Linked DNA regions of Mus musculus: region 1 is linked to region 2. A link is a loop called in an ENCODE intact Hi-C map of the cell type or tissue named here. Cell type or tissue: heart. All regions are shown on one strand.

Region 1 (8,000 bases), 220 kb after region 2:
ACTCTATCTTGAAATAAAAGTTTTTTTTAAAAAGCTAAAGATGTAGGTCTGTTGTGAAGAATCAGCCTAGATTCTCCCAGGGAGGGGCTGGGGGCGTGGCTCAGTGGTAGAGCCCCTGCCTAGATTCCCCCAGGGAGGGGCTGGGGGCGTGGCTCAGTGGTAGAGCCCCTGCCTAGAATCCCCCAGGGAGGGGCTGGGGGCGTGGCTCAGTGGTAGAGCCCCTGCCTAGAATCCCCCAGGGAGGGGCTGGGGGTGTGGCTCAGTGGTACAGTATCTGCAAAGCCCCAGATGTATCCCCAGGACTGTAGAAGAAAGAAACAAAACAAAGGGGCTAAAAGTTACCTGAATGGCTACTGAGGGTCTCTGCACAAATCACTGATGTTCTTAGAGCCACATAGAACCTGAACACTCTGCCCCTCCAGCTAGAGGGACATGGGAAGAGCAGCATCCCACCACAACTTTGCCCAAATGACTCTCCTGGGTGCCCCTCCGCCTACAGCGAGCTGGGCACCCAGCGGGCATCAGAGTTTGTCAGTGATCTTGGTCAAGGGCACCCAGCCATGCTCTGAGAATAGTTTTGTAAAAAAGCTCATTTTATCCTTTCTACGCTGTCTAGAGAGGTGGCCGAGCACTTGAAGACGGCTGGATTTCTGGAATGTTCAAGCAACTGGCTAATGAATGGATGTCAGCCCATGACTGGCATTCCTTGCCTTTGCCATATCAGTGCATGTGTTGTGTTAACTTGAGGGGATGAGCAGTGCAGAGAATCTGGGGCCATGTACCCTTTGTAGGTGCGTGGAGCCTTTGTAGCACATGTGGGGCAAGCTAGCGCACTGAGTTCAAGAGACCAAAAACTGGGGCACGAAGCAGGTCCTTGGCCCAGCAGCCTGAGGCCTATTCCAGCTCCAGCAAGTCTTCCCTCTATACCTCTCCTGGATCCTCACAGGAAACCTCTCCTGCTGGCTCCAGCCTCTTTCCCAGTCCTGGAATTAATAAAGCTCCAAGCAGACTGTGGTTTGCAAGTCTGCGAGCCAGTTCCTGCCCGCGTCACTACTCCAAGAGGAGAGGGGCCCAGCTCCCCACCAGCACCCCTGCTTCCCTCCACCCAGGACTTGGAGCCTCAAGCCGTGCCCATGTCATGGTCTCTGTCCCCATTAAGGGCTGAGTTAGGGACTTTGGGAACCTCGTAATCAGTTTACCCAGGGTATCCCCAAAATCAACACAGTACATAAGAGCTATGCCCATGCTGTGCCGTTTCTAGATGGTTTATGTTCTCTCTCTCTCTCTCTCTCTCATATTTTAATTTCTCCTCATGTTTTAGTTTGGGTTTTTTTTTAGGTGTGTGTGTGTGTGTGTGTGTGTGTGTGTGTGTGTGTCTCATGGAGCCCAGTCTGGCTTCAGATTCACTACGTAACACAGATGACTTTGGACTTCTGTTTCTTCTGCCTCTGCCTCCCAAGTGCTGAGATTCCAAGAATGCACCACTATACCCATGTCTTTTGCTCTATAAGATCAGGTATTGCAAAGCAGCCCAAGCTAACCTGGAGCATGCTATTTAACTCAGGCTGGTATCACTCTATCCTCCAGTCATGAAGATGGTTCAGGGAGTAAAGGAAGCTTCCTGGAGAGCCTGATGACCTGAGTTCAAGTCCCAGGACCCGCTTGGAGGGAGCAGTGAGCCCATTCCTGCAAGCTCCTCTGATCCCCACATGCATGCCATGGCACATACACACACAATGGAACTGAACACTACGACCTCCTGCTCCCGCCGCACAAGCGCCGTGCCAAGCTCTGAGATGATCCTCCTATCATGTCTCCCTTTTCCAAAATTCTGGTGATGTCTTGGGTGGTAGATCATGGGATGGGGGAAATTGTCTAAGATCTCAGACTGACACAGTAGAGGCTCTGTTGAGCCAGACAGCTACACCACAAACGGGGGCAGAGATTGTAGACCTAGCTTCAGCCATGATACTGTTGGTACCAAATGGATACAGAACACTTCTGGGCTCAGGGTAGAAACGTGTGCCCAAGCTTTCCTTGTCTTTGTGCTGAGTTTCCTAGTTAAGGATAGCTGGCATCAGCAAACAGATGAGACAAGCGAGCTCTACAGAGGTACACAATTATCCCAATGCTCAGGAGGCTGAGTCAGGAGGCTCTGGGGTTCAAGGCCAGCCTGGGTTATATAGTGAGACTGTGAGCATCTTGGAAGAAATGGAGGAAGAGAGGAACGGGAGAGAGGGAAAAAGAAGTAAGGAAAGAGAGAAGGGAGGGGAAAGGAGACAGAAGGAGAAAGGCAGGAAGGAAGGAAGAAAGGAAGGAAGGAAGGAAGGAAGGAAGGAAGGAAGGAAGGAAGGAAGGAAGGGGGAAGAATGAAGAGGAAGACATAGGAGGGGGAGAAAGGAAAGAGTAAAGGGAATTATGGGGAAGAAATAGAAGGAAGGAGAGAGGAAATGAAGGAGGATAGAAAGAAGAGAGAAGGAGGAAGAGGAAGAAAAGTAGGAGAGGGAGAAGAGGAAAAAGAGGAGGAGGAGGAAATGAAGGAGAAGAAAAGAAGAAGGAGGAGGAGGAGAAAGAGAAGGAGGAGGAGGAGGAGAAGGAGGAGAAGAAGAAGGAGAAGGAGAAGGAGAAGGAGAAGGAGGAGGAGGAGGAGGAGGAGGAGGAGGAGGAGGAGGAGAAGAAGAAGAAGAAGAAGAAGAAGAAGAAGAAGAAGAAGAAGAAGAAGAAGAAGAAGAAGAAGAAGAAGAAGAAGAAGAAGAAGAAGAAGAAGAAGAAGAAGAAGAAGAAGAAGAAACACAAGAGCACCAAGACAAGAGAACCAAAAATTAGCCCAGGTCCACCTAAGCCACCTGCCTTTGATCTCCCACCCCCACCTCCGCCAATGCTGTCATCTCTGCAGACTCCTCTATGCCCTGTACTGTATAAGACATCTGATAAGACATCTTTAACTCACCCCTCTGCACCACCCCCTACAAGAGAAAGACTCTAGGACCTATGGCCTAGACTTTTTCTTCTAACCAACTATGACCTGTATACAGCAAGCAACCATCTCCCTCTCCTGTCCTACAGTACTCCACATACACTCAGGAGTCTGAGAATGACATAATCTTTCTCTGACCTACACTTCACATTCCTTAAAGCCTTACAGGATCTCCATATGCTCAGGGACAGGGTGGCCAGGGCACTGATCGCAAGCTTTCCTGGAGGGCTCTCTGCTGGTTCAGCATAGGCTGCCCCCTTCTGGCCAGTAGAGGAATAGCATCATCAAGCCTTCCCAGAGCCTCCAAGAGAATCAGTTTCCAGATGCAAGTGAGAGCATTGGACAGGTGGTGAACAAGCAAGAAGGAGAATACTGAGTTAATAGTCACCTGCACAGAGCTCCCACCTCCATGTTCCCTACCAGGCACCTAAGACCCAGTATGACCTCTGTTGGACACTGTGCCTTGCTCAGGGGCGGTGCAAAGCTGTGCTCGTGGCCCTTACAGAACCAACCAACACCTTATGCAAGGATCATCTTTGAGCCCTAGGGAGACACTAAATACATGGCTCTCACTCCCAAGCCACTCGCCTGACCTCAGCCCCTTGGTCTCTGCAACCATAGACCCATAGATCCAACACCCTTTCCCAGGCTTCAAACAGATGGCTAAGACCTGTCTCAACCATGATGAACTAGATCGTATGTCAAGGTCTCTAATCTGTTCCTAAAATGCCCCCACGGTACCATGTCTATCCTATTCTCTCTCCCAGACAATTCTGCTCGCAGACCTTGAACTCTATAGGCAGACTCCCTTAGCCCCATCAACCTACCTAACCCAGTTTTGGGTAAAGCCTGTCTCTAGCCAGGCTTGGGGGTGTTGGGGTGTCTGCAGGACCAGGGTGGGAGCTGAGGCGCGGGACAGCTGGCCTGTGTCCCCACACTGGGCCTGGGGCCCAGGCAGAGGGGCGGGGGCCTGGCTACTCCAGCCTTGGCTAGGGCTGGGATTTTTTGGCCGGGCTGCCTGGGCCCTCCCTCCTGCTTCCTCTCCAGAGGGCTGTCCTGGCAAAGGCCCCCCTTGCACTTTCTGGCGGGAACAGGGCCAGGAGCAAGCAAACAGCTACAGAGGGAAAGCGGGAAAGCGATGGGGGGGGGGGGGGGCAGAGCACGCGCGCGTCAGTGTGTGTGTGTGTGTGTGTGTGTGTGTGTGTGTGTGTGTGTGTGTGCAGGAAAATAGACCCATAGTCGAGGCAGATTCAGCCTAGGAGGCTTGCAAGTCTGGCCTTTCGTAATTGCCCCCTCCCCCGCGGCCCCCTCCCCCAGCTCCCCCTCCTCCCGCCCTCCTCTCACCCGCCCTCTCTCCCTCCCTCCTTCCCTCACAGCAGCCTACCAGGCAGCAATTACGCTTTGGGGATAAAACGAGGCGCTGAGAGCAGGCTGGGGCAGTCCTCCCCGAGATGGCGGGTCTGACAGCGGTAGTCCCGCAGCCTGGCGTCTTGCTGATCCTCTTGCTCAACCTCCTCCATCCCGCGCAGCCTGGAGGTAAGGGGCCCCTCGCCGGTCCCACGCTGCCCCTCGCTGGTCCCACGCTGTCCACAATCTGCGGGACCCTGCCGGCCAGGTGGCAAGACTGATGGGGAATCCCGGAGATGGATGAGCCCTTCAGCTCCAGATCCCCCCTCCTCGAGACAGGGAGGGTTCTGGGAACTGTCTCCTCTTGGGAGCCAGCTCCGTGTTAGGGGTCCTGTCAAAGCTACACTCCCGCCAGTCAGGATGGTCCCTACCTCCTGTCCAAGCTCGAAGGGGTCCTCTGAGTCACCTGAGTACTTTCCAGTGGTGGTGGCAGTTTGCATACCTGTGCACACCTGTGTACATACCAGCCTGGGGAGAGACAATCCTGGTTTGTCTTTGCTTGGAGATGTTCGGATTCTGTGTGTGTGTGTGTGTGTGTGTGTGTGTGTGTGTGTGTGTGTGTGTATGCGCCCGTGTGTGTTTCATACTATGTTGCACAGGTGTCAGTGTGAGGTTCTAGCCAAGCATGTCCCTGAAGGAAATGTGTCTGGGATGGTATGAAGGTCTGTTCACAAGTCCGTTCCTAGACAGATGGAGGTACAGGGAGGCAAACCGTGAAGTTGTGTGATGGGATCTGCCAAAGTCCAACACCCAGCTGGGCGTGGTGAGCCACACCTGTGACCCCCAACATGTAAGTTCAAAGCCAACCAGACCCCGTCTCAAGAGCAACCAGGAGGGTTGAGGACGTCCCTGTTGATGGAAGGCATGCTAAACATTCTCAAAGCTCTGAGTAAACTAGGTGGGCGTGGTGACACATACCTGTGTGGTGGTCATCGGAGGATCAGGAATTCAAGACATCATTGGCTACCTAGTGAGCCATTTGGGTTCTATCAGGCTGTCTTAAAAAAAAAATGTCCTAAAGACGTCTGGTGCCCAGGTGTAGGACGTCACTGTGTGTGTGTGAGCGTGAGCGAGTCCATGCCTGTATGAGGGTTTGCTGAGATGGAATACAGGCCAGAGCGTGAGCTGGGGAAAGTGCCCATCTCCTGGCAATCAGGACATGGCTGGTATCAGAGGCTGAGCCTCAAGGTATCCTTTTGGTCATCTGATATGTATCCTGACCGGGCATGTTGGGTTATGGGGAGGAAGGAGTCTGCTCCCAGATGAAAGGTGCATCCAGCTGTGGGGAAAGAGGTGTGAACCTATGAACCATCTGCTGGGGTCTGGTTTCCCTAAGAGACCTCATTGTTGTGGGAACCTGAACTTGGACTGGGGACAGGAGGCTACAGGGCGGGGTTGGACAGGGCTGTGGTCAGAGACTGAATAAGAACAGCATCTGTCCCATGAGACTTACTTGCTGGGGGCTAGGAGCCCACTGTAGAACAAGAGTTCCAGGGCTGGAACGAGACTGAGGTTTGTGGGTACCAACGGGAGGACCCATTAAAGAGCAGTGTCTCTGGGTCACCTGACCCTCCTGCCCCAGATGTGGTCTCGTAACATTTGCCCACCCTTCTCCCTGGATGGTTATACTAGTTCATCATAAAGAAACTGTTTATCTTTACAAATAGGGAAGCTGAAGTTAGGCATGAAAAACCACACCTGACACAGGATGCTATCGAGTCGAGGGCAGCCTGAGCTATAGTGAGATCTTGTCTCAGTATCATCTACAAGCAGGCTAGAGGCGTGGCTCGCCTAGGAGAGTTCTCATTTGCACACTCGGAGCTCTGCATTCTATCCCCAGCACCACATTAAACCAGAGGTGGTGGCTCATGCCTGTGGTCCCAGCTCTCAGGAGGAGGAAGCAGAAAAGTTAGGAGTTCAAGGTCATGCTTAACTGTATAGGGAGTTCAAGGCTAGCCTAGGCTACATAACCCAGTTCTTGAAAGGTACAGAATTAGAGTCTGGGATAGGCTAAAGCTGTCCCTGGAAGCTAATATCAACTAGCTTTCTGCCCTGGGGGGAGGTGCCAGGGAATATTAGGAAGATACAGCCCTGGGGCGGAGTCTTCCTTTAAGGACAGAACAATCCCTCCTCCCTTGCAGCCTGGGTGATATCACTCCATATTCAGTTGCCATTATTCCCTATGACGAGAAACCTAAACTCTGTCCCAGGTGGTCAGAGTCACCGGGTTCAAGTAAGAGGCATGTGAATTGATGCCTTTCAGGATCTGTTCAGACTCCACTGAAGTCCAAAGAGGTCAGAGTCCTGGGAGGAGTTGGCCACTGGTCACATATACCTAGTCCCCCACCTGTCTGATCCTAGTGATCCCTTGTCACTGACGGAGGTAGTAATAGCATTTCCTTTGAATACTGGCTTGCTTCAGCCTCTATGCTAAAAGGGTTGTATGAGCCAGGTATGGTGGCCCAGAAACTGTGCTACAGAGTAAGTTCCAAGGCAGCCTCTGCTATGTAGTAAGACCCTACCCACCCACCCCCAACCCAAAAGAAAGTAAAAGGTCACCAGAAGAAAAAGAAAATCAGGCATGGTAGCATGCCTGTCTGTTGCCTGTTTTAGCATTTTGGAGATGTAGAGACAGGAGGATTGGGAGTTTAAGGCCATCATCTATGTAGTGAATTGTAGGCTAGCCTGGGCTACATGAAACTCCTTCTTCAAAAAAGTGTGTGTTGAGGGAGGGGCACATTAGACATAAAACTAAGTTCAATGCTCTCCCTGACACCAGACATGTTTTTAATATCCCTCCTGTCATTTATTCCCTGAAGGTTTATCTCAGCAGATTTCAACCCCGATGAACATGCCGGTCGCCTGGGTCAATGCTGTGACCCACGAGCTCTTCCTTTATTTGATCTGCGGAGGCTCTTGACTGAGGGAGTTGGGTTTTAACAGCTCCCCAGGTGCCTCTGATGCACAGCCAAAGAGTTAGTCCCTTGATCCAGCTCTGTGTGTCTTGTTGGAGCAAGGAACAGTCCGCCCACCCACGGGAGCACGGGTAGCTTTTGAAAAGTGCCTGGCAGCCTGCTCTGTGCACGAAACAAACAGCTCGGTGAGGCTTTATCTGCTCAATCCAGGCTGCCCCACTGGACTCTCGCTTGGCCCCGCGCTCCCTGTGATCTTTGAACCTCCTGGCAGCAAATCCGAGGTCAAATGTAGATACCATGCTAAGGCGCTTCATCGGGCTGACTCTAGGTTTCCTTGGCCTGCAAGAAGAAAGAAACATTCCTACTTCTTAGGGCCCAGCCCCCTAAGAATCAGCGGCGTTTGGGGACAAGGGGAGCAGTGGCCACTTGATAGCAGCTGCTGCTGAGATGATAATGTAATATGATAACGTAATATAAAATATATCCACTGAGATGACCATGGGACGTGGAAATTGTAAAGTGACAGACTCTCTTGCAATTTGCCAGGGAGCTGAGAGCCCTTGGAATTCGTTCCTATTTTTGGTTTTTCTAAGGTTTTGTTCCTTATTTATTATTGTTTATTTGTGGTGCTGGGGACTGAACCTATGGCCTTGGGGTATACTAGGCAAGTCTTCTACCTCTGAGCTGTGTGCCCAACCTCT
Region 2 (8,000 bases):
CAGTGTACTTACATTTAATAAATAAATAAATCTTTGGGAAAAAAAAAGGATTTGTGGGACCCAGGTTCGATTTCCAGCATCTACAAGATAGTTCACAACCATCTTTAACCCAGTTTCGGGGGAATCTAACAGACATGTATGTACTTGGTGCTTAACCCAGTTTCGGGGGATCTAACAGATATGTATGTACTTGGTGCATATTTATATGTAAAGTAAAATAATTAAAAAAATCTAAATGAAGCCTGGTGTGGTGGCGCACGCCTTTAATCCCAGCACTTGGGAGGCAGAGGCAGGCAGATTTCTGAGTTCGAGGCCAGCCTGGTCTACAGAGTGAGTTCTAGGACAGCCAGGGCTACACAGAGAAACCCTGTCTCGAAGCAAGCAAGCCAAATCTAAATAGAGTTCCAGTTTACATAATGGGTTTGAGGTCAGCCAGGACTATGTGAGACCCTCACCAGTCTCAAGAAAAAAATAACGGTTGAGTCTAGGCCCCTTGCATGCTAGACAAACGCTCTACCACTAGCCTATATTCCTAACCCTTTAGAGTTTTTCATTTGGAGACAGGACCTGACTACGTCTCCCAGATAAGCCTTGAACTTTTGATCTCCCTGGCTCGTCTTCCCAAGTAGCTGGTGATTATAGGCGTGAGCCATTACACCTGTACCTGTGTAATATTCTTTATCAAAAGCTAGTAAATGTTGTTATTGTCTTTCTGAGAACTAGGAACAGCTTCCAGAGGTGAACAAACAAATAGGAGAAGACAAAGAGAGCCTTAATTTGCAGCTGGATAGGCAGATGCTCAAAGAAAATGACCTGTGCTAGCATGGAGCAAGCGTGTAACCCCAGCACTTAGGAGGCAGGATCAGACATAAGGACATCAAGGTCATACTTAGCAGTGCAGTGAGTTAGAGGCCAGCCTGGGCAGCACTGAGGCCCTGTCTCAAACTAGCTATGAACCTGGAACTTCTTTGTGTTGTTGTGTTTCAAGACAGCATTTCTCTGTGTAGCCCTGGCTGTCCTAGGGACAGCCTAGTACTTGCTCTGTAGACCAGGCAGGCCTCAAATTCAGAGATCTACCTGCTCCTGAGTGCTGGGATGAAAGATGGGCGCCACCAGCACCACCACTGTTAGCATTTCCTCTAGGCTCCACCCAACAGTTACCTAGCAATGGCCAGGTAAGAGACAGGTGTATAAGGACTATAAGGACTGTTTGGGCTTCCTTTTCTCTCTCTCTCTCTCTCTCTCTCTCTCTCTCCCTCTCTCTCCCTCTCTCTCTCTCTCTCTCTCTCTCTTGTTCCTCTCTTTCTCTTCCCCTCTCCCTCCCTATCTTTTTCTTTTCTCTCCCCCCATATGTTCCTGGCCAGCCTCTTCCCTTCTCTCTCTCTCCTCTCTCTTTCTGTCCTTCTCTGTCCCTTTCTTTCTCTGCCTCTACTCCCTCTTCCAGACCCCCTTCCCAGGTCCCAAATAAACTTCCTTTTATACTAGACCTATCCTAGGGCTGACCTCAGGGGAATGCCTCATCACTGGCCCACTAAGGCACCCCTCCCGCCATATCATACCGAATTTTATAAAAATCACATCAACTACCACCTCTGCCTGGCGCAATCTGGAGTTCTAATCCTCTTGACCCTATCTGTTGGCTGCTGGGATTGCAGGTGTGCCACACCACAGTCAGCACTGCTGGGAGTGAGAGCCAGGGTCTCCTGTGTGCAGACACATCCTTAGCCCCCTTCATTTTTACTATTCCATTTTGGTTTGGTTTGGTTTTTGAAGCAGAGCCTCTCTACATAGCCCTGGCTGTCTTGGAACACTCTATGTAGACCACACTGGCTTAGGAGCACAGAGATCCACCTCCCAAGTGCTGGGATCAAAGGTGTGTGCCATTAAGCTTGGCTGATTCTTATTTTTTATTATTACTTTTGAATCTGACCACACACACACACACAAGTTGTGCACGTTGCTGGAGTGGAGCTGAGAGTTAGAGCTCTTGGCCAACAGGTGAGAAGCTCTGGGTTCAGGGTTCAAACCCCAGCATTAACAAACAAACAAACAAACAAACAAACAACAAACGGCTGGGCAGTGGTGACTTAGTTTTTTAATCCCAGCAGAGACAGGCCAGTCTCTAAGTTTGAGGCCAGCCTGGTCTACAGAGCAAGTTCCAGGATGGCCAGGGTTACACACCTGCCATGAAAAAACCCAAACCAAACTAAACCGGCAACAAAACTCAAAGGACCCCAACCATCAGCAAAGGGCAAAGCCCGAGGGCAGATCCAGGGGCATCGTGTGATATTTCACCCTCTGGATTATCACGGGTGTCACGGAGACTTCTGCGGTCGGCCGTGGCTTTCCTCTTAGGGTTCTTGGAGAGGGTCTACCTGGCTCTAATCAGTTGATGGTTCCCTCTCTCTCTGCTGCCCTAGGGCTCAGGTTTCTCCTTCCAGCTTCCTGGACCTCTTAGGGCTATTTGAGAAGTAAAACAGGTTGGGGCAGACGGGCGTGAGTTAGTGAGTGGGCCTAGTGTGGAAGCCGGGTTTTTGTTAAGTTTCCTGGTGTCTGTCCTTTACAGCAGGGTAGTGAGCACCTAGACCTCCCGCCGATTGCACTTCCTGCACATTCCCTGACCCTTGCACTTCCTGCACATTCCCTGACCCTTGCGCGTGTCTTCTGAATACTGAACCTCCTGCATGCTGCCTGCCCCACTGTGTGCTTACACTGCGTGTGCCTACTGTATGTTGCCTTCCTCCTGCTTGTGCCCTGTGCAAACTGAGTCTAAAGCAGATGGGCCTTGTTCTTGCGTGACAGGGTGTTGTATTCTCACCCAGAAAGTCCATAGTTCTGGGTGTGACCTGACTCTCCCGTGGGGGGGTACATTGGGAAGGTGCGAGGTGAGAGCGGCCAGGTCAGGGTGGAATCGGTTTTTCTCTCAGTCAAACCTGGTTGGTGCGCTACTCTGGGGTAATTCCCAGGTAGGCTCTTAGGTGTCATAGATCAGGTGAGGGAGGGGTGAGTCACACCTGCCTCCCCCTCCCCCTCGGGAGAAACTTCTCTCTCCCCAGGGCTAGGTTTCACTAAGTCGTAAACAGGCCCTGCCCAAGAGATCTTTCTTCCGGTCTCGGCCAGATCCAGTGTAACCCAGCCTGGGGGCTGCCTGGTTGCCTAGTCAAGGGAACGTCCTGGTCCCAGACTAGATCCCTGAATTCCTTGGCCCACTCTAACCCCCTTCTTCGTCCCCCTGGGCTCCTTTTTCCCCTAGCGAAATCGCAGTCTCTTTCGCTGCGGAGCTTTCATTCTCCCTGGGGAATTTCGGGGAGATGGCTTGAAGGGGTGAAGAAGCAGGGGGCTTGGTGAATGGGCCTCGTGTGAGGCCAGGGTTTTCTCCCTTTTTTAAAAGATTAATTTGGTTTCATTTATGTGAGTGTTGCCTGTATATATGTGATGTGCATAGCGTGCGTGCCTGGTGTGCTGGCAGAGGTCAGAACGTGGACTTCACATCTTCAGGAACTGTAGTCAAGAACTTTATGGGTGCTGGTGTTTCAGAGTAAGGTTAGCTGGCCCAGTTTGCTTTCAGTGGCTTTTCCTAGGTGAGCATGTGGGCGGGGCCATCCATGCCAAAGTATCCCTGTGGGCGGAGTTTCCCTGTATGTAAGTAAGCCATGTTTTTGACAATATTGCAAGCAGGCCTATCAAATCCATTAGGAGAATGTTGGCAAGGCCATCTAGTGTCTAGATGAGGCAAAGGTGAGAGTGTGGGCGGAGCTTCGGGTCCTGAAGTGAATCTATAGGTGGGGCTCTCCATCCATCTCCAGCATGTGGGCAGGGTCTCCGTCTTTTAAGGGGTGGAGCTGCTGGGCCGATACGTAATTTTACAGCCCTCCTAGTGGCTCAAACAGTTCCTCTTTCCTTTCCGCCACTAAGGCGCACACTTATCCTCAGACAGACTACATCAGGACCGGCCTGGGAGGACTCTTTGAAGCTAGGTCCTCAGGGTGGCAGTATTTCCACAAGACCAAGCAGAGGTGGTGTCGTTGTGTGCCGGGGAGCAGTGAAGTGCCTCCGCACGTGAAGGGGCTTGCAGCTAAGACCGGGTTCAGTTCCCAGAAATCACAAGGTGAAAGAAGAAAACTGCAGTAGGTTGTTTTCTGACCTCTACATGCGTGTCATGGCATGCACACCACACACACACACACACACACACACACACACACACACACACACACGCACGCGCGCTCGCGCGCGCGCAAGTGGGCCAAGCTGCAGGAACGCTCACCTCCACTAAGGGGTGTTCTTGAGCCTAGGTCCACAGCTCCCCACCAGGAATGGACAGGCCCTTCTTGCCATTCAGTCTCCTGGGACCTCATACTCCTGCCCCAGAGTGGCCTTCTCAGACTATGTCACAACTCGGCTACACTTGCTGCTCTCTCCGCAGGCTCCTAAGGTGCACTGGACCTCGTCTAGTTATCCTGCCGGTCAGCGCGAACCCGGGGCAGGACAGATTCAGATCTCCAGTATTCCACAACTGTTAATATTTTGCAAATGTAAAAAGAAACCCACCCGTAGTTCTCTACATGCGCAGTCAATTTGTAGGTGCCTTAGCAACCTGTTCTAACGCCCGGTGCCTCTCCTTCCAGTGTTGTTTGAGATTTTCAAATTTTCTATCAAACCTTGTTGGACACTTTATGGATGCAGTTCCCACTAGCAAACAGAAGAGGGCGACGCTAGCAAGAGCTATTGCAGGCTCAGGGCTAATCTAGCCGCGGAGCTAGAGATTGCTGCTGGACAGAGAGTTGAGGCTGATGTGAAAAGAGTGGCCTGGGACAGGAGGTAGTGATGCCCCGACTGGAGTTTCTTTGTTTTAAGATTTTAAATTTGCCTGGAGTAGTGGCACACACCTTTAAAGCCCCGCCATCCCACCACCACCACACACACCCTGACTCTGGGTCTCTAAGAGTTCAAGTCCAGTTTGGTCTACATAGTGAGTTCCAGATCATCCAGGTCTAAATAGTGAGATGCTGTCTCAAAATTTTTTATTTGTTTGGTGGTAGTGGTGACTAAAGCAAGGGTCTCATGAGAGCTAGGTAGGCATTCTATTGCTGAGGCATATCCCAATACCTGCCTTGCCCCTTTTTGAGACATTTCTCTGTGTAGCCTTGGCTGTCTGAGAACTCACTCTGTAGACCAGGCTGTCCTTAAACTCAGATATCCACCTGTCTCCTGAGTGTGGGGATTAAAGGCATGTGTGATCACTGCCCAGTTCCATCCCTATTTTTAAAAGACATAACCTACATTTAAATGTACTTTTGTTGTATTTTCAATTTTATAGGTATAGATGTTTTGCTTGCATTTATGTATGTATGTATGTATGTATGTATGTATGTATGTATGTATGTATTTATTGGTTTTTCAAGACAGGGTTTCTCTGTATAGCCCTGGCTGTCCTGGAACTCACTTTGTAGACCAGGCTGGCCTCTAACTGAGAAATCCCTCTGCCTCTTTGCTTGCATTTATGTCTTGCACCAGGTGGTGTGTGCCAAGGGCCCTTGGAGGACAGAAGAGGGCACTAGATCCCTTGCAACTGGAGTTAAACAGAATTGTGAGCCTCCATGTGGGTGCTGACACTTGAACCCAAGTTTTCTGAAAGAGTATCTGGTGCTCTTAATCACTAAACCATTTCTATGGCCCCTCTATCTATCTATCTATCTATCTATCTATCTATCTATCCATCCATTCATCTATTTATAAGACCCATCTTATTACATAGCTCTGGCTATCCTGGATCTCACTACGGAGACCAGGCTGGTCTCTAATTCCCAGAGCTTGGTCTGCTTCTGCCTCTCGATTGCTGGGACTAAAGGTATGTGCCACCACCGCCTGGCTCAGTTTTTAAAATGTATGTACATTTGTGTGTCCGAGGGTGGGTGCAGGACCTACAGAGATGAGACAAGATCATTGGATTCCCTAAAGCTCAAATTGCAGGTGGTTGTAAGCTGTCTGACATGAGTGCTGGGAACAAATTCAGGTCCCCTGTAAGAGCACTGTGTGGTCTTAACTGCTGAGCCATGTCTTCAGTCCCCTGAGGTCTTTCCTTGGGGCCTTGTATTTCTACTTTACTAGAAATTCCCTAGCCCAGCAACACCATCTTCCGCAGGTGTTGTATACTCTTGGTGCCTAGACATGCATGCAGGCAAAACACTCACTCATATAAAATAAAAAATATTCAGGGCTGGAGAGATGGCTCAGCGGTTAAGAGGACCGACTGCTCTTCCGAAGGTCCTGAATTCAAATCCCAGCAACCACATGGTGGCTCACAACCATCTGTAATGGGATCTAATGCCCTCTTCTGGTGTGTATGAAGACAGAGACAGTGTACTCATATATATATATAAAGTAAATCTTAAAAATAAAATGTTCTAAGCATTGGGATTGGGCATGTTTAACGGGGAGTGTGGTAGCGAAACAGAATTAAACCTGGAGGCTTACAAACATCCATCAGAAATCCAGGGATGTCCCTTTGAGGCAGTCAACTGAAGTTCCGGATACCTTAGAGGCCCAGCCAGAGTGCAATATTTCCCTGAGTAGGCAGGAGGGGGCGGGCGGGGAGAGAACACTTCCAAGTAAAAAGAAATTAGCAGCCCAAAGGGGTGACGTCATCAGGAAGTCACAGCATTCTGCAGAAACTGACAGGGAGGCTTGAGGCAGTGAGCTGGAGTTCCCCTGGGGCCGAGCTTGAGGTTTCTCTCTCTCCCACTGTAGCATTTTTCATACCTTGGGATAACCATTGGCAACAATGTTTCCTTTCCAGCCATTGTTAAAGATACTGGGTTTCAACTTTGGGGGATGATTAGCTATTGTTCCCTCTCCCTAAAGGGGCAGCGATAGACAGGGGCAAGGCACAGACATTGGAGGCCACTTGACATAAACTTGTTTTAGTCCAAAGTGAGGGCTAGTCCCGTGGCGATAGCACACGCCTTTAATCCCAGCACTTGGGAGGAAGAGACCCGCAGATTTCTGAGTTTGAGGCCAGCCTGGTCTACACAGAGAAACCCTGTCTCCAACTCCCTCATCCCTCCTCCAAAAAAGTGGTAGGTTGGCCTGCTGGTAGAGGCAGCTTCAAATTGTTGCTGCTGCTTGAGAAAAGGTCCTGAGCTTACCTTTTAGACCAGGTCGACCTCGAACTCGTAGAGATTCATTTGCCTCTGCCTTCAGAGTTCTGTTTGTTTGTTTGTTTGTTTTGTTTTGTTTTTCCGAGACAGGGTTTCTCTGTATAGCCCTGGCTGTCCTAGAACTCACTTTGTAGAACAGGCTGGCCTTGAACTCAGAAATCCGCCTGCCTCTGCCTCCCAAGTGCTGGGATTAAAGGCGTGCGCCACCACCGCCCCCCCCCCTGCCACCGCCCCCAGAGTTCTGGGTTTAAAGCTATGAACCACTGTGTCCAGCTCAGAGCCAGCTTCTAAGCGAGCTCAAATAATAAATGACAACTTTCCAGTATAAACTACTTACAATACCGGGTGTAGCTCAGTAGTAGAACACTTTCCTTCTGTACTAAAGCTCCTAAATGTAATCCCTAGGATTGCAAAACAAACAAAAAAAACAAAAAGAAAAGAAAAGAAAAAAGAAAATCAAATGAGCTGGAGCGTGGTGGCCAGGCCAACAATCCCAGCACTGGGGAGGAAGAGTGCCAACAGGACCGATGAGGGGGAGATTTTTCCACTAGGAAGGGAACAAGCAAGAGGAGGCTGTAGCCATCTGAGAACACGGGATATCAGTAAAGTCCTCCTATGTGCCTCTACTGTGTTCTGGTGTCTTTCTCCTTCTCCCTTTTATTGTTAAGGAGAGAAACAGAGTTTTGCAAAAGCTAGGCAGGTGCTCTACCACTGAGCCACGCCCCCAGCCCCTCCCTGGGGGATTCTAGGCAGGGGCTCTACCACTGAGCCACGGGCCCAGCCCCTCACTAGAGGATTCTAGGCAGGGGCTCTACCACTGAGCCATGCCCCCAGCCCCTC

What was found. Hi-C counts contacts between places; a loop is a spot of excess contacts. Peaks named below come from ENCODE experiments on the same cell type or tissue, not always from the same donor. Only the 100,000 strongest peaks of a DNase experiment are listed, where the experiment ranks them.
Region 1: a loop joins it to region 2, with 5 times the contacts of the local background. A loop is called at or near these places in 11 of 42 quality-filtered maps.

The regions. Positions count from the first base shown.
Region 1 is chr5:134,743,670-134,751,669 of GRCm38, reverse strand. Eln (elastin) reads left to right here and starts at 4,347. Exons shown (of 37, transcript NM_007925.4): 1 at 4,347-4,513. The coding sequence starts at 4,429. Gm30003 (a long non-coding RNA gene) reads right to left here and starts at 5,958. Exons shown (of 4, transcript XR_868587.3): 1 at 4,362-5,958. In heart, a CTCF peak has its summit at 3,244 (motif pointing left); DNase peaks (open chromatin) are centred at 3,329, 3,999, 4,529, 5,669 and 3 weaker places; H3K4me3 peaks cover 1,230 bases; H3K27ac peaks cover 1,398 bases; H3K27me3 peaks cover 2,083 bases.
Region 2 is chr5:134,962,399-134,970,398 of GRCm38, reverse strand. No RefSeq gene overlaps it. Among named protein-coding and RNA genes, the nearest start is that of Cldn4, 19 kb to the right of the region's middle. In heart, CTCF peaks have their summits at 3,995, 4,685 (motif pointing right) and 6,539 (motif pointing right); DNase peaks (open chromatin) are centred at 3,908, 4,372, 4,708 and 6,648; H3K4me3 peaks cover 1,242 bases; H3K27ac peaks cover 325 bases; H3K27me3 peaks cover 2,264 bases.